Regions from separate parts of the Homo sapiens genome. Here region 1 is linked to region 2. A link is an interaction called in ENCODE POLR2A ChIA-PET data of the cell type or tissue named here. Cell type or tissue: Caco-2. All regions are shown on one strand. Each heading gives the region's core, and the rest is flanking DNA. Links, peaks and the distances in the headings are about the cores only. Region 1 overlaps COL26A1 (collagen type XXVI alpha 1 chain). Region 2 holds the start of VGF (VGF nerve growth factor inducible).

What was found. ChIA-PET counts read pairs that join two places held together with the same protein. Peaks named below come from ENCODE experiments on the same cell type or tissue, not always from the same donor. Only the 100,000 strongest peaks of a DNase experiment are listed, where the experiment ranks them.
Region 1: POLR2A ChIA-PET joins it to region 2 with 14 read pairs; 3 of 35 experiments call an interaction of 5 or more read pairs at or near these places.

Annotation. Positions count from the first base shown.
Region 1 is chr7:101,459,791-101,471,448 of GRCh38, reverse strand. All of the region lies in intron 3 of COL26A1 (collagen type XXVI alpha 1 chain), which reads right to left. Among named protein-coding and RNA genes, the nearest start is that of COL26A1, 100 kb to the right of the region's middle. RefSeq lists an enhancer at 9,583-10,095. In Caco-2, for the core only: no CTCF peak of the experiment used is centred there; no DNase peak of the experiment used is centred there.
Region 2 is chr7:101,156,977-101,166,396 of GRCh38, reverse strand. AP1S1 (adaptor related protein complex 1 subunit sigma 1) reads right to left here. Exons shown (of 5, transcript NM_001283.5): 3 at 8,912-9,020; 4 at 7,201-7,338; 5 at 5,121-5,878. The coding sequence ends at 5,831. It overlaps VGF (VGF nerve growth factor inducible), which reads left to right and starts at 828. Exons shown (of 2, transcript NM_003378.4): 1 at 828-1,023; 2 at 1,534-3,888. The coding sequence starts at 1,554. The coding sequence ends at 3,401. It overlaps MIR4653 (microRNA 4653), which reads right to left and starts at 6,924; the gene lies at 6,842-6,924. RefSeq lists silencers at 798-897, 2,660-2,799, 2,960-3,009, 3,570-3,659 and an enhancer at 8,837-9,420. In Caco-2, for the core only: no CTCF peak of the experiment used is centred there; DNase peaks (open chromatin) are centred at 726, 2,676, 2,806, 3,336 and 3 weaker places; H3K4me3 peaks cover 3,376 bases.

The DNA of each region.
Region 1 (11,658 bases), core at 1,463-9,462, 300 kb before region 2:
GTCTCTAATACATTATCTTAGCTTCACTATACTCGGCAACTCACCCTGAATTCTTTCCTGTGTAAGATCCAAGAACCCACTATTGGGAGTCTAGATGACACTCCTTTCCGGTAACACACTCACACAGGGTGTATCGTGATGTGGCTCCACATCAGCCACCCTATTCAAATCTCTGCCATTGCTCAGCCATGTGCACAAGGCAAGTATAAAGCCCTTATGCTTAATTGCATGGGAACAGATATTATGGCACGTGGGGGCTGGCACTGTGAAATGTCATTGCTGGAAATCAGGGCCTCCTGTACCTTGACCTTAAGGCCCGAGTGAGTGTCTTCAGTACACAGAGTAGCATCCAGCCTCAGCTCCAAAGGCCTCTGTGTCTGTGGTATAATAAAATATATGTATTTGGTCTTTGTTGAAATTGCTAGCGTGGAGCCCCTAAGACCCTTGGAATTTCCTGAGTGATAGGAGTGTGTTTTGTTATTCATAACAAGCCTCTTTCCCCCAAATCTGAGTTTATGCTAAGTGAGGTGATCCCTGCTGGGCCCCTAGACAGCTTCAGGGTGAGAGGGTGGGGGCCAGAGAAGCCAGCCACGTGACTAGAGGGTGGGAACTTTCAGCTCCAACCTTGACCCCCAGGAAGAGAAGAAAGATGAGATTGTGTTAATCAACAATGGCCAATGATGTAATCAATCGAGCCTATGTAACGAGACCCCATATAAAAACCCTAACAGTGGAGATTATGGAGCTTCCAGGTTGGTAAGCACCTGAATGTTCTGGGACAGCGGATACTCAGAAAAGATAGAGAAGCTCTACATCCCGTCCCCACCCTCCATACTGGCCTATGTGATACAGGAGATAGAAAGAGATTATTTAGGCAGAGAGCAACGGCGATACAGTCCTTGGCAAGGTTTCCCTTTTAACAAAAAGCAGCCCCCAAATCATTTCTTTTCTAACAAAGAGCAGCCTGAAAAATCAAGCAGCAGACATAGAGAAGAAAGACAGAAGCTTGCAGGGGTGAATGCCGGCAGCTATGCCAATAGAAAAGGGCTACCCGGGGCTGGGCGTGGTGGCTCATGCCTGTAATCCCAGCACTTTGGGAGGCCGAGGTGGACGGATCACCTGAGGTCAGGAGTTCAAGACCAGCCTGGCCAACATGGTGAAACCCCCTCCCTACACAAAAAATTAGCTGGACATGGCGGTGCGCGCCTGTAATCCCAACTATTCAGGAGGCTGAGGCAGTAGAATCGCTTGAACCTGGGAGGCAGAGGTTGCAGTGAGATCGAACCACTGCACTCCATCCTGGATGACAGAGCCAGACTCTGTCTCGAAAAAAAAAAAAAAACAAAAAAAAAGGCAATCCATTTCTCCGGGACCCCTCTCTCTGCAGCAGAGAGAGCTCTTCTCTTGCTTTCGCTGATTCAACTTCTGCACTGACCATCATTCTTTGTGTGTCTGTGTCCTAGTTGCCCATGGTCGTGAGACAACGAATCTTGAGTATTTACCCCAGACAGCGACGCCACTTCACGTGCATCTCTCCCAGTTGGCTGCTACTCAAGTGTTTCCTTTACAATAAGATGGTAACCATCAGCAAAGTGCTTTCCTGAGTTCTGTGAGTGGTTCTAGCGAATTACCAAACATGAGGCAGAAATCGTGGACACCAGCTGGGCGCGGTGGTTCACGCCTGTAATCCCATCACTTTGGGAGGCTGAGGTGGGCGGATCACTTGAGGCCAGGAGTTCGAGACCAACCTGGCCAATATGGTGAAACCCCATCTCTACTAAAAATACAAAAATTAGCTGAGTATGGTGGCACACGCCTGTAATCCCAGCTACTCAGGAGGCTGATGCAGGAGAATTGCTTGAATCCAGGAAGCGGAGATTGCAGTGAGCTAAGATCGTGCCACTGCACACCAGGGCGAAAAGAGCAAAACTCTGTCTCAAAAAAAAAAAAAAAGAGAGAAATCGTGTAAACCCTTGAATTTGCATAAGTGCAGGTAAACTGGGCACCCCGTTTATGGCCGGCATCTGACGTGGGAGCAGTCTTATGGTCTTGAGCCCTTAAACTCTGGGGTCTGCTCTAACTCCCAGTAGTGTCTGAATGGAATGGTGGTGGTGTCAGAGAATTGGAGCAATGTATTTGGAGTCAGAAAAAAAACCACAGCAGTCTCCATTTCCTTTTCCACAAAGATATCTCCTAAATAGCTACCAGCATAGCTTTCACCCCTTTTCAGAGAGAGACCCCCAGAATTTCCAGGAGGGCTGTGTGTCTGCACAGCACTTTACAGTCCATAAAGCTATTCCTCTGCCCTACAGTGTCCCCAGGGCCCCACGAGGCAGGTCTGAAACTCAGAGAGGCATTCCTTCTGCTCAACATGCGTGTCTGCTGATGCGCTCTGCCAGATCATAGAAGATCAGGAGATGGAAACATTTGTGCTGGGAGAGTCTCTCTCCCAACCCCATTTCACAGATGAGAAAACCGAGGCCCTGCGAGGCTGTGACTTGGCCAAGGTCCACCCGGTGCAGCAGGGCAGAGCTCCATCTAGCTGCTTAATGGGAGCCAGGCCTGGGAACTGCCAGGTCTGGTGGAGGCCACTCACTGACACCAAATCTCAGCTGAGCGCCAAGGGCTTGGCCTCCAGGGCGGTGCCTGCACCCCTACAGATGGCCAGAGAAGAAGTGGAAAGGAAGTGAATGCGTCTCCCCCTCCCTCCTCCCACAGTTTCCCCAGCACATGTTCAAGACACAGAAATCTCTCATTAAAGTTTTACGGTTTAACCACCGAACATGCTACATCATCTCCATAACTTATACCTGACCTTGTGTCTAGACATGGCATCATGGGAAGGTAAGCCCCCTTCTGCAGGAAGTTTACGATAACCAGGGCTCAGTGGGTCGTTACGGAGGCCTTGCTTGGCGGCACGGAGCCCTGCCTCGGGGAGCAGAGACCTCCAAGGTGCCCCTTCCCCAGCAGGGCTACTCCTATGACCCTATTTCCAGAAGAGAAACGGATGGGCAGGTCACTTACAAAGTGATAAAAGAGCTAGAAAGAAATTCTTTAGGCAGATAGTGGGGGTAAGAGAGTCCTTGGTAAGGGTTTCCTTTTAATAAAAAGCAGCTGCAAAATAATTTCTTTTATTTTTTTTTTTTTGAGACTGAGTCTTGCTCTGTTGCCCAGGCTGGAGTGCAGTGGTGTGATCTTGGCTGGCTGCACCTCCACCTCCCGGGTTCAAGCGATTCTCTTGCCTCAACCTCCTGAGTAGCTGGGATTACAGGCGTGCACCACCATGCCCGGCTAATTTTTGTATTTTTAGTAGAGACGGGGTTTCACCATGTTGGTCAGGCTGGTCTTGAACTCCTGACCTCAAGCCATCTACCAGACTTGGCCTCCCAAAGTGCTGGGATTACAAGTGTGAATCATTTCTTTTCTAACAAAAAGCAGCCTGAAAATCTACAAGCACAGGTAAGCAAGCTAAAAGCTTGCATATGTAAATGCCGGCAGCCGTGCCAATAGAAAAGGGTTACCTGGGGGCCAGGTAGGTTCAACATGGCGGCTCCTTCTTCCCTTTTCTTTTTCTTTTCTTTTGAGACGGAGTCTCGCTCTGTCACCCAGGCTGGAGTGCAGTGGCGCGATCTCGGCTCACTGCAAGCCCTGCTTCCCGGGTTCATGCCATTCTGCTGCCTCAGCCTCCCAAGTAGCTGGGACTACAGGCGCCCGCCACCATACCTGGCTAATTTTTTGTATTTTTAGTAGAGACAGGGTTTCACCGTGTTAGCCAGGATGGTCTTGATCTCCTGACCTCGTGATCTGCCCGCCTCAGCCTCCCAAAGTGCTGGGATTACAGGCGTGAGCCACCGCGCCCGGCCCCATCTTCCCTTTTCTTTGTCAACCATGTGTACAGGAAGGAACAGACAAGATGGCAGCAGCCAGGTAGAGAACCCGTCTGCACAATAAAAGATTGGGGTGGGATGGCCAGCTTCTTCGCACACTATGCAAACGTCACACCTGGTCTGACCAATCTCTCGGGCGCTGTGTAAATCAGACTCTGCCTCTTCAGGCTCATCTATAAACCACCCCCCATCCTCCCCCCGCCCTGTGCATTTCGCCATGAAACCAGAAGACCCACTCGGCAGCCCCTCTCTATCTGCAGGAGGGAGGGCTGTTCTCTTTTCTCTCTTTATCACCTATTAAACCTCTGCTCTTAAACTCACTTCTTGTGGGTCCATGTCTTTGATTTCCCTGGCGTGAGATGATGAACCTCAGGTATTTACCCCTGACAATAATGCTGCTTCAAAAGGTCCTGACTTCCGGCCTCTGTCTACACAACCCACCACCTCCCAGGGACGTTCACAGCATCCCTGTTGCTGATGGGCTGCCCTCCAAGGGGAATTTGGTTGGACTCCAAACCCCAACCAATCTCCACTCCCTAAAGGAAAACAGCAGCTTTGCAGGGGGTCACTAACTCTGGACCTCAGCCCAGGGCTCCCAGCGCTGGCAGCAAGACCGGGGATTCCTGGCACCCTCTACCTGACAGGGTGCTTTCTGGTACTCAGGGGATCCATACTGAGACCCTTCACGTTGCATGAAAAGGCAGAGACTGAATCTCTCTCTCTCACACACACACACACACACACACACACACACACACACACACACCAGAACATGCCGGGGTCTTAGCATTCTCATCTCAGTCCTAAGCATCTATATCCTGAAGGGGAAAATACAAAAATCAGTCAGTCTGTATTTATTTATATATTTTTTGGAGACAGGGTCTCGCTGTGTCACCCAGGCTGGAGTGCAGTGGCACAATCACAGCTCACTGCAGCCTCAACCTCCGAGGCTCAAGCGATTCTCCCACTTTTGCCTCCTGAGTAGCAGGTGCACACCACCATGCCTAGCTAATTTTTAAAGTTTTCTGTAGAGACGGGGTCTATGTTGGCCAGGCTAGTCTCTAACTCCTGGCCTCAAGCAATCCTCCTGCCTTGGCCTCCTAAAGTGCTGGGATGACAGGTATGAGTCACTGTGCCCGGCTAATCAATGTGGGTTTCTAACACTATTGTGCCTAGTGCTGGGCAGGTCGGGGAATGACAGTAACAAGGGCCATTTATTCAGGCCTACTCTGTACCACCAATTGTGCCACATCAGGTACTTGTCACCTCATTTCATATACAATATATTGACAATTCTGCAAGACAGGTATCGCTGTGCTCACTTTATAGATGAGCAAATGGAGGTTCAGACAGGAAGCGACCAGCCCACAGAACTAGTGTGTGGAGCCAGGATTTAAATGCTGGGTCTGAGGCTATTGACGCCTGTGGCCTTTCCACTCTCCAAGCAGGTGAGGGATATAGAATTGCTTGGCAGGGACAGGCTGGGAGTGATCAATGATACAGCAGCCAAGCCTGCATTTGCTGCTGGGGAGTTCTAGCTGGGAAACTGAGTCATCTCAGTCAGGGCCGTTAGCAAGTTGTTAGCAAGTCCTGGATAGGTGGAAAGCTGCTGGCCCCTGCAGTGCCACGGCACCCTTGCCCAAGCCAGCTGCACACACTCATTCCCACAATCTTGGGGAACACGTGTGGACCCCCAGAAGATGAGATTCTCTGTTCTCCATTCTGCTCCTCCTGTTTGTAAAACCACCAGGCTCTGTTCATGGGTTTCCGGTTACATGGGAAGGGGCCTGATGTCTTATATCACTGCCACGCCAGGCCGAGAGCACTTCCTTTGTTTCTTTTTCTTTTCTTTTTTTTTTTTTTTTTTTTTGAGACAGTTTCACTTTGTCGTCCAGGCTGGAGTGCAATGGCATGATCTCGGCTCACTTCAACCTCTGCCCCCTGGGTTCAAGCAATTCTCCTGCCTTGGCCTCCCCAGTAGCTGGGACTACAGGCATGCACCACCACGCCCGACTGATTTTTTTGTATTTTTAGTAGAGACAGAGTTTCACCATGTTGGCCAGGCTGGTCTTGAACTCCTGACCAGGCGCAGTGGCTCACACCTGTAATCTGAAAGCACTTGCTGATGTTGTCCTGCACTGGAGTGTGAGAGGGAAACAGGGCTGGCCCCGCCACAGCCCAGGGCTCAGAGGCTATGACTCTTTGTTAAAATGATGCAGAGAGCCTGGGCGTGGTGGCTCACATCTGCAATGCCAGCACTTTGAGAAGCTGAGGCAGGAGGATCGTTTGAGCCCAGGAGTTGGAGAGCAGCCTCAGCAACATAGCGAGAACCTACCTCTGTGAAAAATTTAAAACTTAGCAGAGCTACAGGTGGTGTGCACCTGTAGTCTCAGCTACTTGGGAGGCTAAGGTGGGAAGATTGCTTGAGCCCAGGAGTTCAAGGCTGCAGTGAGCTATCGTCGCACTACCACATTCCAGCCTGGGCAACAGAATGAGACTCTGTCCCAACAAAAAAAAAAAAAAAAAAGAAAGAAAGAATTAGAAGCTTAAAGCCAAGGGTGGTGACTTACACCTATAATACCAGTGCTTTGGGAGGCTGAGGTGGGAGGATCACTTGGAGCCAGAAGTTTGAGACCAGCCTGGGCAACATAGCGAGACCCCGCCACTACAAACAATTTTAAAATTAGCCGGGCATGGTGGTGTGTACCTGTAGTCCCGCCTACTCAGGAAGCTGAGGTGGGAGGATTACTTGAGCTCAGGAGTTAGAGGCTGCAGTGAGCTATGATCATCTGGGCAACCGAGCAAGACACTGTCTCCAAAATAAATGAATAAAATAAAAATAAGAATTAGAGGCCGGGCACGGTAGCTCAAGCCTGTAATTCCAGCACTTTGGGAGGCCAAGGTGGGTGGATCACCTGAGGTCAGGAGTTCAAGACCAGCCTGACCAACATGGAGAAACCTCATCTCTAATGAAAATACAAAATTAGCCAGGCGTGGTGGCAGGAGCCTGTAATCCCAGCTACTCAGGAGGCTGAGGCAGGAGAATCGTTTGAACCCGGGAGGCAGAGTTGTGGTGAGCTGAGATCGCGCCATTGCACCTCAGCCTGGGCAACAAGAGCAAAACTCCATCTCAAAAAAAATAATAATAAAATAAGAATTAGATGCTGGGCTTGGTGGCTCACACCTGTAATCTCAGCACTTTGGGAGGCCGAGGTGGGTGGATCATCTGAGGTCAGGAGTTCGAGACCAGCCTGACCAACATGGTGAAACACTATCTCTACTAAATATAAAAAATTAGCTGGGAGTGGTGGCATGAGCCTGTAATCCCAGCAGTTTGGAAAGCTGATATGGGAGGATCACTTGAGGCCAGGAGTTCCATACCAGCCTGGGCAACATGGCAAGATCCCATTTTTATAAAAAATTTGAAAATTTGCCAAGCATGGTGGTACATGCCTGTAGACCCAGCTACTTGGGAGACTACGGTAGGAGGATTGCTTGAGCCCAGGACGTCGAGGCTGCAGTGAGCTATCATTGTGCCACTGCAATTTAGCCTGGGTGACAGAGCAAGACCCTGTCACAAAAAAAGGAAAAGAAAAACAATGAAAGAGAGAGAGAAAGATTAAGAAAGAATAAAAGAAGAAAGAAAGAGAGAAAGAAAAAGAAAGAAAGAAAGAAAGAAAGAAAGAAAGAAAAGAAAAAAGAGAAAAAAGAGGGAGGGAGGGAAGGAAGGAGGAAGGAAGGGAGGGAGGGAAGAAAGAGAGAGAGAAAGAAAGGAAGAAAGAAAGAAAGAAGGAAGGAAAAGGGGAAGGGAGGAAGGAAGGGAGGGGGGAGAGAGGGAGGGGAAAAAAGAAAGAAAGAGAGAGAAAAAGAAAGAAAGGGGACGGGAGGGAGGAAGGAAGGATGGAAGGATGGAAGGATGGAAGGAAGGAAGGAAGAGGGGGAGGGAGGGAGGGAAGAAGAAAGGGAGGGAGGGAAGGGAAGGGAAGGACAAGTGAAAGAAAGAAAAAGAAAAGGGGAGGGAAGGGGGAAGAGGGGGAAGAGGGGGGAAGGGAAGGGAAGGGAAAGGAGGGGAGGGAAGGGATATTTGCAACCTATGGTTATGGCAGCATTATTCACAATAGCCAAGAAGTAAAAGCAACCCAAATCAATGTCCCATGGCAGATGAATGGATAGTAATATCCCTACAGTGGAATATCATTCAGCCTTTAAAGGAAGGAAATTCTGACCCTTGCTACATGGATGAATCTTGAAGACATAATGCTAAGCGAAATAAGGCAGTCACAAAAAAACTAACACTGTGATTTCACTTATATGAGGCATCCAAAATTCATAGAATTTGCAAGATGAAAAAGGGGTGGAGATTTATTACAATGTGTGTGCAATTAATTTGCAGACCTTTTTAATCTTGCAAAACCAAAGCCCTGTTCTCTTTCTAGATTGACACATTTAGAGAAGGTAAGCTTAGGTCAGGACAGCACAACTATTGGCAGAGAAAGCCCAGTTCTCATGAGCCCACTTCTGGCTTGTCAATCATGGCCTGTCCTTGCCCTCTAGGAAACTTGGACCTCTCTTCTGGGACCCCTCTTCTTGGGCCCCTTTCCTTTTTATTGTTAATTATGTGCTTTGATGCACGAAGTGTCCCGGCCCCATCACTCTGCAAGGTCACTGCATCTGAACAGATCCAGGTGGAAAACCTTGCCTGCAAGTCCCTCCTTGCAGCTCAGGCATGGGGCTCCTGGTCTGCGTGGGGCCCCATTCTCTGCTTCTCGGTGTTCCCCAGTTCTGGGACTCTCATGATGGGTCCTGCCCTGCCAGCTACTGAGCTCCCACGTGTCACCGGGGGCCGGAAGCATGGGGGTCCCAGTAAACAGTACGGGGAACTGTTGATGACACCACAGCCCTGGAGGCCCCAGGAAGAGAAAAAGAAATAAATACATGAAGTTAAGGCCGGGCACGGTGGCTCACGCCTGTAATCCCAGCACTTTGGGAGGCTGAGGCAGGCAGATCACCTGAAGTCAGGAGTTCGAGACCAGCCTGACTAACATGGTGAAACCCCCTTTCTACTAAAAATACAAAAATTAGCCAGGTGTGGTGGTACACACCTATAATCCCAGCTACTCAGGAGGCTGAGGCAGGAGAATTGCTTGAACCCAGGAGGCAGAGGTTGCAGTGAGCCGAGATGGCACCACTGCACTCCAGCCTGGATGACAGAGTGAGGCCCTATCTCAAAAAAGAAAAGGAGATAAGTTTAAAATGCTCCCTGAGGCTGGGTGCGGTGGCTCAAGCCTGTAATCCCAGCACTCTGGGAGGCCAAGGCGGGTGGATCACAAGGTCAGGGGTGTGAGACCAGCCAGGCCAACATGGTGAAACCCCATCTCTACTGAAAATACAAAAATTAGCCGGGCGTGGAGGCGGGCACCTGTAGTCTCAGCTACTTGGGAGGCCAAGGCAGGAGAATCACTTGAAACTGGGAAGCAGAGGTTGCAGTGAGCCAAGATCGCACCACTGCACTCCAGCCTGGGTAACAGAGCAAGACTTCGTCTCAAAAAAAAAAAAAAAAAAAAAGTGCTCCGTGGATAGACAGCCCATCCATCTCTACTCACCATCACCATAACAGGCTAAGCAGAGGCAAAACCCAATCAACCCACCCCATGGCCCCAACGGTGAGGGCTGGAGTGGACCGGCAACCCCTGCCAGCCACTGGCTCTGCCCAGTCTGGGCCAGCACACTGTGGACGAGACCTTGAACTTATATGCCTCAGGCCCAACTGGAGCTGATGATTGATAACATTGACCAAAGCCCTTCCCTTCTCCCAGCCACAGTGTGGATGTGATGGGACCCCAGCCCCAACCAGGAGGTTCTAGAAATGCTTCCTCTGCTGTAGTGAGAAAGGTAAGGTGTGTGACCTTGAGTGGCAATGTGTGAAATTAGCCCCAGGGAAGATCATAATTAGAAGAAGGAGGTGGCTGGGCACCGTGGCTCACACCTGCAATCCCAGCACTCTGGGAGGTCGAGGCAGGTGGATCACCTGAGGTGAGGAGTTTGAGACTAGCCTGACCAACATGGCGAATCCCCATCTCTACTAAAAATACAAAATTACCCGGGTGTAGTGGCGGGCATCTGTAATCCCAGCTACCTGGGAAGCTGAGGCAGGAGAATCGCTTGAACCCGGGAGGCGGAGGTTGCAGGGAGCTGAGATCGTGTCATTACACACCAGCCTGCACAACAACAGCGAAACTCCGTCAAAAAAAAAGAAGGAGGAGGAGGAGGAGGGCAGGTGCAGTGGCTCACACCTGTGATCCCAGCACTTTGGAAGGCCAAAGCAAGAGAATTGCTTGAGACCAGGAATTCGAGACCAGCCTTGGCAACATAGAGAGACCCTATCTCTACAAAATGTAAAACAAAACAAAACAAAAAAAATTGCTGGGCGTGGTGTGGTGCACCTGTGGTCCCAGCTACTTGGGAGGCTGAGGAAGGAGGATCACTTGAGCCCAGGAGATTGAAGTGAGCTATGATAGCTCCACTGCACTCCAGCCTGGGTGACAGAGCAAGACCCTGTTTCAAAAAATAAAATAAAGTAACATCCCGCAGGTGCAAATGAGACAGTAAGCAGGGCAGAGACCTGGCCGCAGAGGTTGGAGAAGACCCTATAAACAAGGAAACTGAGTCAGGCAGAGCAACCAGTGCTTCCAAGAAAGCTGGCTGAGAAAAGCCAACAGCAAAAGAATGATGTAGACGCAATGAGGCTGTTTTCTTTTCTTTCTTTTTTTTTTTTCTTCCTGAGATGGAGTCTCTCTCTATCACCCAGGCTGGAGTGCAGTGACATGATCTCGGCTTATTGGAACCTCCGCCTCCCGGGTTCAAGCGATTCTTCTGCCTCAGCCTCCTGTGTAGCTGGGATTACAGATGCGTGCCACCATGCCCAGCTAATTTTTGTATTTTTAGTAGAGACAATTTTTCACCATGTTGGCCAGGATGGTCTCAAACTCTTGACCTCGTGATCCGCCCACCTCCACCTCCCTAAGTGCTGGGATTACAGGTGTGAGCCACCGCGCCTGGCCTGAGGCTGTTTTCTTAAAGGAGAGAGATGCTGGAGTATCCTTAGGTGCTGATGGGAAAGAGCCAGTGGGGAAGAAAGATGCAATCTACAGAAGAGAGAGGATGCATGGTGAAGTGGGATTCTGAGAAACTTAGACCCAGGGAGCCAGGCCTTGAACCAGAGGAGGATCACCCAGATCTCTACCTCCTGTGAATCTCACAACACCTCAATCGTACCTTTAGCGAAGTCCTTATCTCACAGTATTGGATGATTTGTTCATTCCTCTGGCCCCTGCACACTCTCCACCACACACACACAGCACACCTGGGAGCCCCTGAAGTCCCTTATTCATCAATGTGATCCAAGCATCCGGCGCCCGGAACGTGCTATGCACTCGGCTCATTTTGATAAATGGTCCTAGTTTGAATGACAGCTATGGAAGGCAAGTCTCAGAAACATCATCAGATTCATGGGGAGTCACTTTCCTAAAGCGATGAGCTCTGCAGATAGACCAGGAGGCTGCAGCCTCTTCTCAGGAGAACTAACTCCTTCTGGCTTTGAACCCTCAGCCATTCAAAACACAGACATGCCCGTACACAGAGCTAGAGTCGGGGCAGAATGGTTAGCATCGCCTTGGACTCAAATCAATCAGCTCCACGCTTGGATGGACTAGCTAAGCCCCTCTGTCCCAGGCCTGCCCTTGCCCATATAGGAGTCTAGGGGATTCATTTC
Region 2 (9,420 bases), core at 15-8,014:
CAGCGGGGGGCCTTGACACAAGCGGCAGTCAGGGGACAGAAGGACAGACACACCTTTTTCTCCAGACACAGCACGGATCGTGAAACAGACACGACCCAGAGGCACACACATCCTCATTCTTTCCCTTTTCTCTTCCGACTCGGACCCTTCCCGATGGGATTACCAAAACCGCAAGATCCACCCATCTGCCCCTGTCAGGGGGCTGCCACCCGCACTGCCGATTCGCGGACAGCGCCCGCAGGCGTGCAGATCTGTCCCTCTGCACTCAGGTTCACGCCGTCCTTGGGCGCGTGGTCTCGGGGTGGGGAACCCGGCCCCCTGGTCGGCTCTTGAATCTTTATCCTTCCCCTCCCCAGTATTGAGCTCCCACTGGTGCCCAGTCAGACGCTGGGACTACCCTTTTTCTATTCCACTCAGCAACGCGGGCTCCATCCAGCAGCTCCAAGTTGCTCTGCAACCCACCCTCCCGCCTTCCAGCGCCTCTGCATCCACCCTTCCATTCATTCTCCCATTCATTCATTCATCCTTTTCTCCTCGTCCCTCCTTCATTCATTCATAGCCCCCCGCCCTGCCCGCTTCAGCATTTCATTCATTCATTCATTCATTCATTTCCCGGAGCTCCGCTAGCGCACACCCCTTCAGCCGAAGGCCCCAGCGCGCAGGCGCAGGCCGGGAGAGGCAGGCACCCTCCAATCGTCGGGCGTCCTTCCTCCTCCGGGCGGCCGCCCGCTTCCCCATGAATGAACATTGACGTCAATGGGGCGGGGCGCGCCCACGTGACCCCGCGCGCTCCCCTTTATAAGGCGGTGGAGGCGCGGGCGCTGTCCAGCGTGCTGAAGCCGGAGCGAGCTAGCCGCCCGGAGCCGCGCCGACCCAGCTGAGCCCAGCCCACGGGACGCCAGACCTCGACCGTCGCTCCTACCCCGGCCACCGCTCGGAGCCGAGGCGGACGCGTCCCGATCTTCCCCTGTCCCCACCCTGCCCCGACCCTCCTCTCCACCTCTCGCGTCGTGACACCAGCTGGTAAATACTCCGCTGTTCGTCCCTCAAACCCTCGGCAGCCAGCCGTGGGCGTGAGGGAGGGTTCTCTCTCCTCTCGATGGGGGTGTTGCAAACACAGCGGGGAGCCCCCTGGTAAGGGTCCCCGGTAAACGGGGGAGTCGCAGCTTTTTCTCTTGCTGCTGAAGTCGCCCACGCACCATCCGGGGAGTCCTACGGGGAGGGAGCAGAGATTTTTTTTTCCCCCATATTGCTGCTGCTTAGTACGTGGGCGATGGCAGTGAGATGGCTCAGGGAAGGGGCCGAGGAGGCCCTGGGTAAGCGAGGGCTTCGGGGGTTATTTTCCCATTTACACGGCTCCAGAGATCGGCACAACATCTTCCTCCTTTGCTCCTAAACGTTCCTCTTCTGGGTAAGGTTTGGGGGATCAGGGAAGCCCCGGGTTTCCTGCTGAAAGGTGGGGGAAGGGAACGTAGACCTAGAGAGGGGAATTCTTACAGAAATCCTCTTTTTTTGGTCCCTTCTATTTTTCAGTCTCCGGCAGCCTCTTGGTCATGAAAGCCCTCAGATTGTCGGCTTCCGCCCTCTTCTGCCTTCTGCTGATCAACGGGTTAGGGGCAGCACCCCCTGGTCGCCCTGAGGCGCAGCCTCCTCCTCTCAGCTCTGAGCATAAAGAGCCGGTAGCCGGGGACGCAGTGCCCGGGCCAAAGGATGGCAGCGCCCCAGAGGTCCGAGGCGCTCGGAATTCCGAGCCGCAGGACGAGGGAGAGCTTTTCCAGGGCGTGGATCCCCGGGCGCTGGCCGCGGTGCTGCTGCAGGCACTCGACCGTCCCGCCTCACCCCCGGCACCAAGCGGCTCCCAGCAGGGGCCGGAGGAAGAAGCAGCTGAAGCTCTGCTGACCGAGACCGTGCGCAGCCAGACCCACAGCCTCCCGGCGCCGGAGAGCCCGGAGCCCGCGGCTCCGCCTCGCCCTCAGACTCCGGAGAATGGGCCCGAGGCGAGCGATCCCTCCGAGGAGCTCGAGGCGCTAGCGTCCCTGCTCCAGGAACTGCGAGATTTCAGTCCAAGTAGCGCCAAGCGCCAGCAGGAGACGGCGGCAGCAGAGACGGAAACCCGCACGCACACGCTGACCCGAGTGAATCTGGAGAGCCCGGGGCCAGAGCGCGTATGGCGCGCTTCCTGGGGAGAGTTCCAGGCGCGTGTCCCGGAGCGCGCGCCCCTGCCGCCCCCGGCCCCCTCTCAATTCCAGGCGCGTATGCCCGACAGCGGGCCCCTTCCCGAAACCCACAAGTTCGGGGAAGGAGTGTCCTCCCCCAAAACACACCTAGGCGAGGCATTGGCACCCCTGTCCAAGGCGTACCAAGGCGTGGCCGCCCCGTTCCCCAAGGCGCGCCGGCCGGAGAGCGCACTCCTGGGCGGCTCCGAGGCGGGCGAGCGCCTTCTCCAGCAAGGGCTGGCGCAGGTGGAGGCCGGGCGGCGGCAGGCGGAGGCCACGCGGCAGGCCGCGGCGCAGGAAGAGCGGCTGGCCGACCTCGCCTCGGACCTGCTGCTCCAGTATTTGCTGCAGGGCGGGGCCCGGCAGCGCGGCCTCGGGGGTCGGGGGCTGCAGGAGGCGGCGGAGGAGCGAGAGAGTGCAAGGGAGGAGGAGGAGGCGGAGCAGGAGAGACGCGGCGGGGAGGAGAGGGTGGGGGAAGAGGATGAGGAGGCGGCCGAGGCGGAGGCAGAGGCGGAGGAGGCGGAGAGGGCGCGGCAGAACGCGCTCCTGTTCGCGGAGGAGGAGGACGGGGAAGCCGGCGCCGAGGACAAGCGCTCCCAGGAGGAGACGCCGGGCCACCGGCGGAAGGAGGCCGAGGGGACAGAGGAGGGCGGGGAGGAGGAGGACGACGAGGAGATGGATCCGCAGACGATCGACAGCCTCATTGAGCTGTCCACCAAACTCCACCTGCCAGCGGACGACGTGGTCAGCATCATCGAGGAGGTGGAGGAGAAGCGGAAGCGGAAGAAGAACGCCCCTCCCGAGCCCGTGCCGCCCCCCCGTGCCGCCCCCGCCCCCACCCACGTCCGCTCCCCGCAGCCCCCGCCCCCCGCCCCCGCTCCCGCACGAGACGAGCTGCCGGACTGGAACGAGGTGCTCCCGCCCTGGGATCGGGAGGAGGACGAGGTGTACCCGCCAGGGCCGTACCACCCTTTCCCCAACTACATCCGGCCGCGGACACTGCAGCCGCCCTCGGCCTTGCGCCGCCGCCACTACCACCACGCCTTGCCGCCTTCGCGCCACTATCCCGGCCGGGAGGCCCAGGCGCGGCGCGCGCAGGAGGAGGCGGAGGCGGAGGAGCGCCGGCTGCAGGAGCAGGAGGAGCTGGAGAATTACATCGAGCACGTGCTGCTCCGGCGCCCGTGACTGCCCTTCCCGGTCCCGCCCCCGCGCGCCCCCGCCGCGCGCGCGCGCCGGCGCCCCCCTCCGTGTTGCCCGCTCCCCCTCGGTGTTTGCATGCGCCCCGGCCCTGCCCCTTGGCCCTGCCCCTGTCCCCGGGCTGCGTCGGGACCTGCCAGACCCCCCTCCCGGGTCCTGAGCCCGAACTCCCAGAGCTCACCCGCGGGTGACCGGGGGCCAGCCCAGGAGGGCGGGTGGTTTGTGCGAGTTCCCTTGCCACGCGGGGCCCCGGCCCCATCAAGTCCCTCTGGGGACGTCCCCGTCGGAAACCGGAAAAAGCAGTTCCAGTTAATTGTGTGAAGTGTGTCTGTCTCCAGCCCTTCGGGCCTCCCACGAGCCCCTCCAGCCTCTCCAAGTCGCTGTGAATTGACCCCTTCTTTCCTTTCTCTGTTGTAAATACCCCTCACGGAGGAAATAGTTTTGCTAAGAAATAAAAGTGACTATTTTATTAGGACTTTGTTCTCGGTTATTCACCCGTCCCCTTGGGCCTGTGTGGTCCTTCCCAAGGGGCGGTGAGGGAAGCGCCAGCCACAGTCCCCGTCTCCTCCTGCTTCCTGCCCCCAAACTAAGGCAAGGGGTAAGTGGGGAAAGTCCTCAAACTGTTTTTAGAGGAGAAGAATGTGGCTCGCACCCATTAAGAAACCCGAAATTCCACTTCCAGCTTGGGGGCTGGTGGTAAAGTCATCTTTCCCCAGGGCTTGACAGAGAGAGGCCCAGCGGAATGCAATAAAAGAGCCAATTGTCTGCGATCAGTCCAGCGACCTCTGGTTCAAAAGAAAAAGGCGACCCGCAGAAGGTGCCACAACTCTGGGTGCCAGTGGGCTCCTTTTTCCCAAGATCCTGGGGCCGCGCGGGTAATGCCGGAGTTTCCTGTGTTCACCCACCCACCTCCCTCCACTGATCCCTACATTCCTGGTCCTAGGTACTTTGCAAGAAATGCGGGGAGGAGGGAGTGGCAGCCACAGAGACATGCTGGCTAAAGCCACTTCTTAACTTTTTTTTTTTTTTTTTTTTTGAGACAGGGTCTCACTATGTTGCCCAGGCTGGAGTGCAGTGGTGCAATCACAGCTCACTGCAACCTCGACTTCCTGGGCTCAAGTGATCCTCCTACCCCAACCTCCTGAGTAGCTGGGACTACAAGTGTGCACCATTATGCCCAGCTAATGTTTGCATTTTTTGTAGGGATGAGGTTTTGCCAGCTTGCTCAGCTGGTCTGGAACTCCTGGGCTCAAGCGACCTCCCCACCTTGGCCTCCCATCTTAAGCCTTTTCTAATCGCAGGTACTTGTGAACTGATTCAAATAAAACTAAACTGGGCAAACGAAATCACCCACAACAGACCCGCATCCTGAAGAGTTGCTCCTCCTTCCATAAAGGCAGCTCAGGGAGTTGGGGGCAGCCCGTTTGGAGACGCATTGGGCATAAAAATCCGTTTAAGGTAGGGTGGCCAGATAAAATACAGGAAATGAAATCTGAAATTCCAGATACACAACAGATGCAGTTTTAGAGTTAAATGTGTCCCAAACACTGCATGCAACACATTTATCCCTAAAATGATTTGTTGTGTATCTGGAATTCTCATTTAACTGCGTGCTCTCCGTTTCTTCCCAAGGCTGGCAGGATCCCCTTGGCCTCCCGATGATGCCAGCAGCCCTGCCTTCCTTCACAGAGCCCAAGGCCAGCAAAGTCCAGAAATGCTTTTACTTTTATTTCAGAAGAAAGGACATAAAGGCAGACACTTCCCCCTCCCCCTCCCCACCCCTCCCAGCTCCTGCCTCACCCAGAACTGGAGTGAAAGGCCAGGGCCAGGACCAGGGTCCCATAAAGCTTGCCCTTCCCCCAACCCTTCCTTCCCTCAAAGTGGCAAGGTTAGAAAAAAATTAACTATGTTGTTCCTCCCTGGCACTGGATAAAGGCCCCACTGCAGCCAAGGAGAAAGAGGGGGGTCCAGGCTCCCCTCCCAGGCAGAGAAGCTGCCTGGCTGGCTAGGGGGAGGGTGGAGGTAGGTTATGGGACAGAGAGGACAAGAAGTGCCCTGAACACCTTTTCCCTTTAACCTGACATATTTATATATTTACAGTTATTAGGGAGGGAAGGACATCTGGGGTGACATCAGTTCTGCAAAGGCAGGGAATAAAAGCCAAATAGCACCCCCATCTGGGTCACATTTTCCTGCCTCCTAGCTTCTAAAACCTTCAGTGGGAAAAGGGGAAAGTGGAGGTAGGGGGTGGAGGGAGGGAATGTTTGAAGGGCCTGAGCCCACAGCTCACTCCGAAAGGTGAGGCAGCAGAGGAGGGGCAGCCGAGTCCCACCAAGAACAGGGCCCTGGGCAGAGGAGAAGCAGCCGTTCCCGCCACGCTGCCAGGACCCCATCGCCACACCCCGGCCCAGCAGGGGCTATGCCAAACCCATCTCCTCCAGCACACTCCGTGGCGACTCATCCTCCTAAGGCAGAGACAGACAGAGGGTGACGCAGAGACACCAGGAGAGGCCGACAGGGTGGGCAAGACAGCAGTCACGAGGAAGAGTCAGACGGGGGAGGCACAGACACGGGGGAGGGGGAGAGAAGCCAATGTGAGCCCAAGGCCGGACCAGTGAGCCCTTCATGGGGCACCCACCAGCCTCCCAGGGCCAGCCCCAGAGCCAGCCAACAGTGGCAGGGGGGGTCCAGGTTGAGTCCGTCACCACCCAGAGAACCCAAAGCCAGGACCTTGGTAAGCAGGGGCCCCGCCTTGACACCTGGGGGTAAAGGGAGTGAAGCCGGGACAAGGAGGTGGGGGATCTTTCTGGGGCCCTGGGGGGTACAGCTGACTGGGTCCTGTTTTTCAGAGTGGGGAAAAGGCAGAGGGAGGTGAGTGCCAGGTCCCTGAGGGAAGGTGAACCAGGCTGCAGGGAGATGCGTCATTAGGGTCTGAGCGCAACACTGGTGACACGATGGGTGTGTGTGCCAGGGCATGTGTGTGTGTGTGTGTGTGTGCGCGCCAGGGTGTGTGTGTGTGCGTGTGTGGGAAGGTGAAGCTCGACCAGTGAGGTGGCAAGTTCAGTTCTGCCCTCTCTCCCACTGCAAAGATGAGCCCTCCCTCGCCCCCCATCTCTCCCCCTCCTCAGAGCCAGCTCAGGCCGGGCTCGCTCATCACTGCAGATTCCGGTGACTCATCTCCCTGCACCAGGGCTCGGTGATGGCACAGCAGAGAGGGGGCAGGCAGTAATGGGGTGAGGGCGGGGGCGCTGGGGAGCAGGGAGAACCAACATCCAGGTGCCCTCTGCCAGCCCCCAAATCCCCATAGCCTTTTCCTCCTGAGACGCAGAGGCTTTGGAGTATGTGTGTGTTAAAAAAAAAAAAAAGAAAAAAAAAAGAGAGGTGGGGGAAGAAATCAGGGAAGAAAAGAATGACCTACCAGGTGCCCCTTCTCCAATTCTCCAAGCAACCCTTAACTCCAGAGCAAACCCTTAACCCTTTGGTGTTAAGCCTTGCTCAGAGAATTGGACAAAGGAGACTGGGTGGCCACGAGACATCTGGGGGCTTGGGAGAAGGACAGAGCTTGGAATGAGGGGTGCACAGGTGGGCTATCTGCCACCCTACCTCCCACCCCATGGGGTCAGGGCTTGAGAGTAAGCTGGAGAGCTGGGCGTGGTGGGGGTCAGATACCACAGGGAGGGGGGGCTCCTTGGCGACGGTGGGCAGGGCAGGCCGGGTGTCCAGGGGAGGGAGGACCCTGTCCGCCACTGTGCGCTTCCTCCTCCTCCTCACTGTCCCTGGCCCGTACCTCTTGCAGTAGGTCAGCCTGCTCGATGGCTTTCAGCACACTCTTCTTGGAGGTGTCCTGGACATCCCCCCCCATCAAAAACTCATCCAGGATGAAGTAGGCCTTCTCAAAGTTGAAGATGATGTCCAGCTCGCACACCTGGGAGGGCGGGGAGAGGCTAAGTTGAGCATGGAGGGGCAACTGGAGCCACTTCCTTTTCAAGACCGTGCCTCCCACCTTGGGTTCTGCCCCCAACCTCCAAGCCTTAGTCATTGGTCAGCTTTTTCAGTTTTTTTGTTTCGTTATTTTGTTAGAGACAGGGTCTCTTGCTCTGTCGTCCAGGCTGCAGTGCAGTGGCATGATCACAGCTCACTGCAGCCTCAAACTCCTGGGCTCAAGTGATCCTCCTGCCTCAGCTTCCTGAGTAGCTGGGACTACAGGTGCATGCTATCACGCCCACCTCATTTTTAAAATATTTTGTAGAGATAGGGTCTTGCCATGTTGGCCAGGCTGGTCTCGAACTTCTGGCCTCAAGTGACCCACCTGCCTCAGCTTCCCAAAATGCTGGGATCACAGGCGTGAGCCACCGCGCCTTGCCTTGGATCAGTTTTTTTCCCTCTTCCTCTTGCATCTTTCCTCCTGATCATGAAACATTAGTTGCCTTATCTACCTTTGTCTATGGTTCCCCTTGCCTTCCCCCCAAAATCTGTGACGTTCTTCCCACCAAAGGCTGTGGTAGCCCCGCTTCCTGGACACTGTGGGGCAGGGAAAGAGGGAATTCTGGACCATGGGGTGGAAGACTTGAGTTCCAAGCAGGGCTCTGCCACTAACCATCTAGCTAAACAAGTCATGAAACATCTCTAAGTCTCAGTTTTCTGGCCTCAAAAATGGGGATACCAACACCTACTGCTAGGATGGGATAAGGAGCAAACGAGAGGACGCAAAAGCACTTTATAACACAAATTATGGAGTTACTACTACGCCCCATCTAAGATCTGAGCTGTCCCTCAGATAAGTTAATTCAGAATCTCTGGGAGTGGAACCTGGACATTGCCATTCAAAAAAATTCTCCAGAAAACTCCAATGCAAATCCAAGATCAGCAACCAGTGATAAAAATCTGAATATGGGGCTGGGTACAGTGGCTCACGCCTATAATCCCAGACTTTGGGAGGCTGAGGTGGGAGGATCACTTGAGCCCCAGAGTTAGAGACCCAGCCTGGGCAACATAGCAAGACCTCATCTCTTAAAAAAAAAAATACAAAAATTAGCTGGGCATAGTGGTGTGCACCTGCAGTCCCACCTCCTCAGGGGACTGAGGCAGGAGGATGGCTTGAGCCCAGAGGTTAAGGCTGCAGTGAGCTACGATTGTGCCACTGCACTCCAGCCATAGGCGGCATTCCTCCAGGTGATAGGGTGAGACTGTGTCTCTAAAAAAATAAAAATTTGAACTAATCAAAACATCTGAACTTGGTCTCTGTGTGAAAAGTCCGAGCTAAGCTCTAAGTGGAGATTAAGTGCCTGATCCTGCCCCCAGTTTCCCCACTCAGGGACGATTATGGGACATGGTTAATAGGCTTAAAGCTTAAAAAGGGAAATTAATTACTGTTCTTACTGCTCCAACTTCACCTCTCCCCTGAAACTTCCAGGGCAGAGACTGGAGGGGCCTCAAAGTTTGGTGGATTACCAAAGGGGATTGCTGGGAATGGAAACTGGTGGGCAGAGGAGACTTACACTGCCAAAGTATTTGTCTAAGAGCTCCACGTATCGGTGGATCAGCTCCAGTGTGATGAGCTCATTGTCTTGGCCCTCGATGGCGCAGCAGAAGTAGAGGCTGGCATATCTGCGGAGAGGAGCGCATGAGACATCGCTACAAGCTTGCTTCAGGACCCAGGCATTCTGGTCTCAAACCTCTCACCAGCCTGGAGGTGGTCTGTGCCCTGGCTGGCCACAGGTGAGGTGGCCCTAGGGCATGTAAAGAGTAACTCACCTGCCTCTTTGTGCTGTCTTAAAAACATGCAAAGAACGCATGCTTTTTCCTTCCTGCCCTCTGACCTCCTAAGTTTGACTCAGCAAAAACCTGAGCCAAGTAATTTACCTGCTCCGAGGAGAAGGAACCGGAAAGGGTGTGTGTGTGCGTGTGTGTTAGGAAAAGTAGGGCAGGACCTTTGACTGCAAGGGACATGCGCAGTGGGGCAAGACAGGGCCCAAAGGGACACGTGAGTGAGGCAGGTGTTGCACGT